Linked DNA regions of Homo sapiens: region 2 is linked to region 1. Evidence: chromatin contacts called from ENCODE Hi-C data. All regions are on one chromosome and are shown on one strand. Each heading gives the region's core, a stretch centred on a gene start or an enhancer-like site at or near the end of the contact. The rest is flanking DNA. Distances are from core to core; before and after follow the strand shown. Region 1 has its middle 26 kb from the start of LINC01714. Region 2 overlaps LINC03154 (long intergenic non-protein coding RNA 3154).

Region 1 (4,931 bases), core at 1,513-4,012:
AAATGAGGTCTGATATGATTTGGCTGTGTCCCCACCCAAATCTCATCTTGAATGCTAGTTCCCATAATCCCCAAGTGCTGTGGAAGGGACCAGTTGGAGGTAATTTAATGATGGGGGTGGTTACCCTGACGCTGCTGTTCTCATGATAGTGAGTGAGTTCTCACGAGAGCTGATGGTTTTATAAGGGGCTTTTCCCTCTTTGCTCGGCACTTCTCCTTGCTGCTGCCACGTGAAGAAGGACGTGTTTGCTTCCCCTTCCACCATGATTGCAAGTTTCCTGAGGCCTCCTCAGCCATGCTGAACTGTGAGTCAATTAAACCCCTTTCCTTTATAAATTACCCAGTCTCAGGTATCTCTTTATTAGCAGTGTGAGAATGGACTAAGGCAAGGTCTCACTATATTGCCCAGGCTGGTCTCGAACTCTTGGCCTCAAGTGATCTTCCTGTCTCAGCCTCCTACAGTGCTGGGATTTCAGTTGTGAGCCACCATGTCTGGCCAGAAATTTTCATAAGAATATAAATAATAGAGTTAATCATGATTGGATATCATGCTTTATTTTATATACGAGTCTTTTAATTATCCAAGCACATTTTAAAAAAACTTTTAATTATGGAAATTGTCAAACATACACAAAAGTACAAAGATCAGCATCAGGAGCCCTGGTGTGCCCATCTCACCTTCCGTGCTGACCAATATTCTGCTTACTCATTCCACCAAGCACATTCAGTCCAAACCCCTAGAGCCACTTGTCATATGACAGGCAGGGCAGCACAAAGTCAGCCACTCCACAAAATCACCCATCTCAAGGTGTGGCAGCTTTTTACTCTAGCTGAGAGATGGACAAAGGGCGTAGGAACTTAGCCCCTAGTACAAATTTTACACAGAAGAATCTTTCACATGTTTAATTCAAATTGTATTTTAACTGTTGATATTAGGAGAGGCACAAATCACTTCAGTTGCTTTTGGTCTTAGTTGTGCTCACAGTGTTGAATACTTGTGCTGCCAACAGAGTCAGTAAAAGCTCGAAAACCTCTGAAGTCTAAAGCCCAAATTCAAACTCTTAACAAGGACCTTGTCTTGCCACATCAATACAGTCGACTGCCGAGACAGCCGCACCCTCAGGCCCAGAGAATCGGGCCTGGTAGTGCCCTCCGAGCTCTGTCATATCATGGCCTTCATAGAAAATGCAGTGTTTGGCTGGGCGTGATGGCTCACACCTGTAATCCTAGCACTTTGGGAGGCTGAGGCAGGTAGATCACCTGAGGTCAGGAGCTTGAGACCAGCCTGGACAACATGGCAAAACCCCATCTCTACTAAAAATACAAAAAATTAGCCAGGCATGGTGGTGGACACCTGTAATCCCCGCTACTTGGGAGGCTGAGGCAGGAGAATCACTTGAACCTGGGAGATGGAGGTTGCAGTGAGCCAAGATTGTACATTGCACTCCAGCCTGGGAGACAAGAGGGAAACTCTGTCTCAAAAAAAAAAAAAAGAAAAGAAAAGAAAATGCAATGTTTTGGGGGAGACACTCCTCTGGGGTAAGCAGATGAGGATGCTCACAGCCAGGTACCTGGGATCAGCACCTTTTTCATCCATTTGAAGCCCATATACCCTGCATGCTGGCTGAGAAGCCCTAGACTGAGATAGGTACTTTATATATACCAACTCCTTTCATCCTTACAACTACCCTACAATGAAGGCACCCTATATTCTCTCTTCATGATGGAGGACATTGAGGCACAGAGAAGTGAAGCAGTTTGCCCAAGATCACACAGCCAGAAAGGGTCAGTCATCTCTAGCCCAAGGTTCTGGGTACCTACCTCCCCACCATTAGCCTCTCTAATAAACCATTCCAGATTATCCCATGGTTTCCAACTTAGCCAAACCATACCATGCACTTATTTATTTATTTATTTGAGACGAAGTCTTGCTCTTGTCCCCCAAGCTGGAGTGCAATGGCACGATCTCGGCTCACTGCAACCTCTGCCTCCCAGGTTCAAGCGATTCTCCTGTCTCAGCCTCACGAGTAGCTGGGATTACAGGCGCCTGCCACCATGCCCGGCTAATTTTTGTATTTTTAGTAGAGACGGGGTTTCACCATGTTGGACAGGCTGGTCTCGAACTCCTGACCTCAGGTGATCCGCCCACCTCGGCCTCCCAAAGTACTGGGATTACAGGCGTGAGCCACTGAGCCCGGCCTTATACCATGCATTTAAAAACTCAAGTTCATGGCCTGGTTTCCCACATTGCGTATGCATTTTCACACTTCCTCTATCTAATCTTTCCTTTTTAGATTCCAAACTGCTAGAGAGCATGAACGAAACAAAATGCTGAGCGCAGAGTAAAATACCTTTGGCCAAATGACCAGTCACATCAAACCTGTTTGCCTCTATTCCCGTAGGCTCTCAGAATGTTTGAAGATGTTAAAAATGGGGGGAAAGCAGCGAGACCCTGTTTTATCAGCATATGATTGGTCCAAAAAGAAAAGAGGATACTGCTAAGTTTCTCATCTATACAGGATGCAGACATTGAATGCTTTCGCTTTCTTGTGCTTTTTTTTTACTCTCATATATTGGGAACGCCTTATTCTTTCTGGCCCTGTTTCATATCTGTGTTTCGATCTCTGTGAATTCTCAAGAATGCAGTGCTACTACATGAGTCACACTTGAACAACCCTAAAACAAATAAGTAAACAAAAAGCTTCAGAAAGCTCACACACTTGTTATTACCTGAAATTGATGTGGTTATAGACTGACATCCTACCAACCAACGCAGAATAGGCTGATGAAAAGAAGCATTCGTTGTTTGCAGAAGTTTCGCCAGCCAGAACACAACACAAAACTTTCTCTGGGTTGCAGTGAATCACCTAAGTCAGGAAACAAAGTGATTTTAACGAGTAATAGTCACAATGCCTTATCTTACTTGTAATATTTACAAAATGTTCTTGACATCACCAAGGCCGCAGCCCTAGAAAGAGGAGGGAGAGCGGACATGGGCACATTCATTCAGTCCCTGCTATGTGCCACGTGCTTCCATTCACATGGTAAAAAAATCTCAGGCCGGTGTGATTATTCTCAATTTCAAGATGGAGACACAGAGTCACTGAGATAAGGAATTTACTCCAAATCACGCAGCTAGAGAATGGGGCACTGGAGTCCATGCTTTCACTCCACCAGGCTGCCTCTTGGAGTTACCCAAGAAAAGCTTTGAGAAATCATGAGAATTCACTAATTTCCCAAAGATTTCATTTTACCCCTATACTTAGCCAGAAAATAACATTTTCTCAAGATCCAAAACTGTTAATTCTGTTGAAGAAGAGTCAAGGCAACCAACATATCTGAATTGCCACACTACGTGCTTTGATTCCTGGAAAAGATACATGATCTTGACGCTCATACTTTCCAGTATCCCCTACAGTGAGATGTTGGAAACTTACGTATCACAGTATTCATCGTCCCCCAAAATATAAATGGGTCAAACTCATTGAGTTAAAAAGCAGACATTATCATCCTTGGATAAACCCTGTTAGGGAGCCATCTAAAGCAAAAGGACATGGAAAAGTTGAAAGCAAAAGGTGGGGAAAAGACACCAAAAATATATTAAACAAAAGAGAACTGGCATAACTACATCAGTATGACACACACACAAGGACTCTAAGACAGAAAAGGTTCCTATATGAAAATGAAATTTTCGTGTCACCAAGAAGACATAATAATTCTAAATGTATATGCACCTAATAAAAATGTCTCACACCATATACATAAAAAAGTAATAGAGGTCGGGCACGGTGGCTCACACCTGTAATACTAGCACTTTGGGAGGCTGAGGCTGGCAGATCACCTGAGGTCAGGAGTTCGAGACCAGCCTGGCCAACATGGTGAAACCCCACCTCTACTAAAAATGCAAAAATTAGCCAAGTGTGGTGGTGCATGCCTGTAATCCCAGCTACCTGGGAGGCTGAGGCAGGAGAATTGCTGGAAGGTTCCAGCTGGCAAACTTTCACCTCACCAGGAGGTGGAGGCTGCGGTGAGCCGAGATCGTGCCACTGCACTCCAGCCTGGGCAACAGAGTGAGAATCTGTCTTAAAAAAAAAAAAAAAAAGTAATAGAAATGGACAAATCCACCAATTTTTTTTCTCAATAATCAGTAGGTCAAGCAGCAAAAAAGAATCAATAAATAGGCCGGGCACAGTGGCTCATGCCTGTAATCCCAGCACTTCGGGAGGCTGAGGCGGGTGGATCACCAGAGGTCAGGAGTTCAAGACCAGCCTGGCCAATAAGGTGAAACCCCATCTCTACTAAAAATACAAAAAAATTAGCCGAGTATAGTGGCAGGCACCTGTAATCCTGGCTACTCAGAAGGCTTAGATCATGCCATTGCACTCCAGCCTGGATGACAAGAGCAAGACTCCATCTCAAAAAAAAAAAAAAAGAATAAATAAATATATTTGAAAAATTTGATTAACTACTTTGATGTAATGAACATATGTAAAACTCTAAAAGCAATCATTAGAGAATATCCATTCTTCTTTTTTTTTTTTTTTGAGATGGAGTTTCGCTCTGTCGCCCAGGCTGGAGTGCCGTGGCACAATCTCGGCTCACTGCAACCTCCGCCTCCCGTGTTCCAGTGATTCTCCTGCCTCAGCCTTCCGAGTAGCTAGGATTACACATGCCCGCCACCATGCCTGGCTAATTTTTGTATTTTTAGTAGAGACGGGGTTTCACCATGTTAGCCAGGATGGTCTCGATCTCCTGACCTCGTGATCTGCCTGTCTCGGCCTCCCAAAGTCCTGGGATTATAATCATGAGCCACTGTGCCCGGCCCATTCTTCTTAAGGACACATGGAATGGTTACAAAAATTAATCAGATCTGAGGTCATAAAGCACATCTCAACAAATTTCAAAAAATTAGTATCACATCCATCACATTTT
Region 2 (4,332 bases), core at 1,081-3,580, 100 kb before region 1:
TGTGCCACTGCACTCCAGCCTGGGTGACAGAGCAAGACTCCATCTCCAAAAAAGAAAAAAAATCTGCATCTATCTCTATGGTATTTGTGACTCATGTGTACTGTTAATGCAGCCAGTGAAATACACAGCGTCTGGCAAATAGATTAACTCACACTCCACTGATACTCATTTTCCATTCCCTGCTCGGAGACTTGATGCAGTTCACTTAATTCTCCCCAAGAAATGAATGGCTGGGGTCACTGCATCCATAGTAAAATGGTGAATGTCATATTTTTCCCCCGACACAAATATCCTACACTGCTGTGGCACTGTGATGGAATTCTAAGTTACTACATAAATGCACGGTGCTATTATCATCAATAAATGGCCCAGCTGAGGACAAAAGACAGGGCAGAGCTGGGGAGTAAACTGCTCATGTGCGTCTCCTGGGGACGCCTTGCAGGGGTGCCCAGTCGCCATGTAGGGATGCCCAGGAGCACCTGCTGCCACTGGAGTATGTGGACAATCATTCTCCAGCTTGGTCTAAATTTAAATAGCATATGTTCTACCGGGCTTCAAAAGGCAACATTTTTGTTGTTGCTGTTCTAAGCCTTTCTGGGAAAACCCACATGCTGCAAAATACAGGCTTAAATTCATGAAGATATTCAGACTTCAGAATACATTTTACAAGCAGGTGAAAATTTTCCTCTCCCTTACTAATCTCCCTGTGGAAAATTACCAAAGACCTCAGTGGGGACCTAATTGAAGGAAAAAGTCGTTGTCATCATTAAAGTTATTGCCGTGACTGTAATAATCACTTCTTCAGAACCCGGTTCTATGTGGAAACTAAATGAGTAAACAAGTTGCCCATGAGGGAAAGGAAACCCTTCCAGCTGTACATGACATGTAGTTGATGAACTTGGTTCAATCTGGGAGGAGAAAGGCCGGTGGAAGATAGCGCCCCTGACTCCAATCCTACCACCAGTTACCCGTTAGCCTCTCCTGGAGATGGCTGAAACAGCATAAACAACCTCCAAACACCCGGCCACTGCAGCCAGCTGTTCTAGAACTGAAAGGACACCAGTTCCTCTTTAAGTCTCCGGGTGACACTCATTGACTCATATGTGTCATAGTTAATATGAATAAGACTTTCCTGGATTAACTTAGATATAACTAAATTGCCCAGTGAGGAGAAGCAATTTTCATTTACAGAAAACTATTACTGACTATAAAACTCTTTACCCGTGACGCTCACTAATTACTGATGACCCAAGGCTGGTGACCATGTCCTTCCCGGGCTGCCCCCACACAGCAGGGGCCCAGCCTCTTCCTCCTCCACTGCATGGAACGAGCAAGCTGCCTGCTGCTCATCTCGCCATGTCTTTCTGAAACCAATAAAACCTATCTGTTTTTGTTCTGCATTCGTGAATGATGCTTGCTGTTCAGAAAAGTGCATGCGTTGGTTGACAAAGTCTAACGAATAAAAAATGTCAGTGTGACTTCATGGAAATGTTGGTTCTCATCAGTCCTTTTCCCCAGATCTATTATTGCAAACACAAAGCGTTTTCTTCTACCGCACTCTGGGAGACTTACTGAAATAATTGTGTCATCGCTCCAGTGAAAGCATCCTCATTTCTGTCCTCATAGGGACTTTGGAGAAACTCAGTTGTCTACTTTCTCAAAACTTTTACTTGAATTGCTTTGCATCCCTAACTGAAATCTTCCAGCCCCCAAGGTCAGGGCTATGATATACCATGGTAACCAACTTCACCTGCCCCTCAATCCTGCCAAGCTTTGGTGAGATTCCCAGGGTGGCGTCCCACCACCAGCAAGTAGGTTCCTGATCACCCCTCTTAGCAAGGACTGTTTCAAACTGTCCCCCTTCTCAGACACCAAGCCACTCCCCCTCCCACTCAATCACAGCAGAAGACTCGGATTCCTATCTTACACAGAAAATGGCTGTTACTGGTGGCTGCCAGACCTGCAAACCTCCTGCTATTTTCCATTCTTTCCTGCTTCCCGCCTTCGTCCTGTCCAAGGCCAAGGTCTCCGTCTGTGCCCTACAGTGCCCACCTTCTCTGAGATCTCCCTCTAGTACAATCTCTTACTGTTGGGACCTCAGCGTCTCTCTTGACCACTCCCTCTGCCCCTCTGCCCGCTCCGCTCCTCCAGCTTCCTCCCAGCTCGGCAGAGCTGTCTGTGGCAGCCACTGCTGCTGGTTCCCTGTCATCCAGTTCCCTTTTTTCTTTTGGAATTGAAGCCCCCTGGGTTTGACTGGCCACGCACTGGTGACTACAAGGCCAGCCTCTCTCACTGGCCAGTGTGAGAGGTCCCACACTGGCCAGTGTGGACCTGAGCTCCCAGGACGCTTCTGAAAAGACACTGCTTGTCCTTGACCCCTTTCCCTTTCTGAGGACTGCAGCATGGACATGAGCAAGTGCACTGCCTTTGACCATGCAGAGGAAGACAGCACCCTGGGCGCAGCAGAGCCACGTGGAGGAGGCGGGCTGCAGGCTGACCTCACACAACAGAGCCACTCACCCCACAGCCCCACCTAATGTCTGCTTGGGCTTTTATGTGCAGGAAAAATAAACCTTCTGTCTTGTCTAAGTCACCGTCATCTGATCTATGTGAAAGCAGCCCAACAAATACGTTAATAAGATATTTTCTGATGGGAATGTAAATTAGTATAGCCATTATGGAAAATAGTGTGGAGGTTCGTCAAAAAAATAAAAATGGAACTACCACATGCTCTGCATTAGTCCATTCTCACACTGGGTAATTTATAAAGAAATTACCCACCCACCTGAGACTGGGTAATTTACAAAGAAAAGAAGTTTAATTGACTCACAGTTCCACATGGCTGGGGAGTCCTCAGGAAACTTACAATCATGGTGGAAGGCACCTCTTTACAAGGTGGAAGGAGGGAGAATGAGAGATGAGCAAAGGGGAAAAGCCCCTTGTGAAACCATCATATCTCGTGAGAACTCACTATCACAAGAATGGCATGGAGGTAACCGCCCCCATGATTCAATTACTCCCACTGGGTCCCTCCCATGACACGTGGGGATTATGGGAACTACAATTCAAGATGAGATTTGGGTGGGGACACAGCCAAACCATGTCATGCTCTAATTCCGCTACTGGGTGTATATCTGAAGGAAAGGAAATCAAATCAGTCTGCTGAAGAGACATTTGTATTCCCACGTCCATTGCAGCACTATTCACAATAACCAAGATATGGAGCCCACCTCAATGCCCATCAGTAGATGAATGGGTAAAGAAAATGTGGCATTTATATATGGAATACTATTCAGCCCTAAAAAAGAAGAGAATCCTGTCATTTACAACATGGATGAACCTGGAGGACACTATGTTAAGTCAAATAAGCCAGGCACAGATAGATAAAGAATGCGTGATCTCACTCATATGTGGAATCTAAAATAGTTGGACTCATAGAAGCAGAGAGTAGAATGGTAGTTACCAGGAGCTGCCGGGATGGTTGGGGAAAAGTTGGTCCCAAGGATACAAAATTTCATTCCAGGTAGAGTGGTGCTTGCCTGTAGTCCCAGCTACTAGAGAGGTTAAGATGGAACGATGGCTTGAAGCCTAGGAGTTCCAGACCAGCCTGTGCAACATAGTGAGATGCTGTCTTAAAATAAAGAAATAAATAAAATGGAAAAGACAAGACAATTTTTAAAGAAGAATACAAAATTTCAGTTAAGATAAATAAGTTCAGGAGATCTACTATACAACAAGGTGACTGTAGTTAATAACATTTTTTTTTTTTGAGACAAAATCTCACTCTGTCTACCAAGTAGCTAGGACTATAGGCATGTACCACCACCACTAGCTATCTTTTTTTTTTTTTTTTTAAATTGAGACAGAGTCTCACTCTGTCACCCAGGCTGGAGTGCAGTGGTGTGATCTCAGCTCACTGCAACCCCCACCTCCTGGGTTCAAGCAATTCTCTGCCCCAGCCTCTCGAGTAGCTGGGATTACAGACACCTGCCACCACGCCTGGCTAATTTTTGTATTTTTTTTCTTTAGTAGAGATGGGGTTTCACCATCTTGGCCAGGCTGGTCTTGAACTCCTGACCTCGTGATCCATGCACCAGTCCTCCCAAAGTGCTGGGATTGCAGGCGTGAGCCACCGTGCTCAACCTAATTTTTGTATTTTTAGTAGAGACGGGGTTTCATGATGTTGGTCAGGCTGGTCTCAAACTCCTGGCCGCAAATGATCTGCCCACCTCAAACTCCCGAAGTGCTGGGATTACCATGAGCCACCATGCCCAGCCAATAATATATTGTATTCTTAAAAATTGCTAATAGGCCAGGTGAGGTGGCTCATGC

What was found. A loop is a pair of places that touch in the nucleus more often than their neighbours do. Pooled maps may share reads with other maps.
Region 2: a loop to region 1 is called in a map with no recorded cell type, with 9 times the contacts of the local background. The contact joins two enhancer-like sites. A Hi-C loop is called at or near these places in 5 of 37 single-sample maps with no recorded cell type and 4 of 50 pooled maps.

The regions. Positions count from the first base shown.
Region 1 is chr1:8,180,307-8,185,237 of GRCh38, reverse strand. No RefSeq gene overlaps it. Among named protein-coding and RNA genes, the nearest start is that of LINC01714, 26 kb to the left of the region's middle. Within about 2 kb of position 2,762, at least 16 of the 41 ENCODE cell types and tissues checked have a DNase peak (open chromatin) inside an H3K27ac peak, as active enhancers do.
Region 2 is chr1:8,280,154-8,284,485 of GRCh38, reverse strand. The region is part of intron 1 of LINC03154 (long intergenic non-protein coding RNA 3154); the gene reads right to left. Among named protein-coding and RNA genes, the nearest start is that of LINC03154, 23 kb to the right of the region's middle. Within about 2 kb of position 2,330, at least 4 of the 41 ENCODE cell types and tissues checked have a DNase peak (open chromatin) inside an H3K27ac peak, as active enhancers do.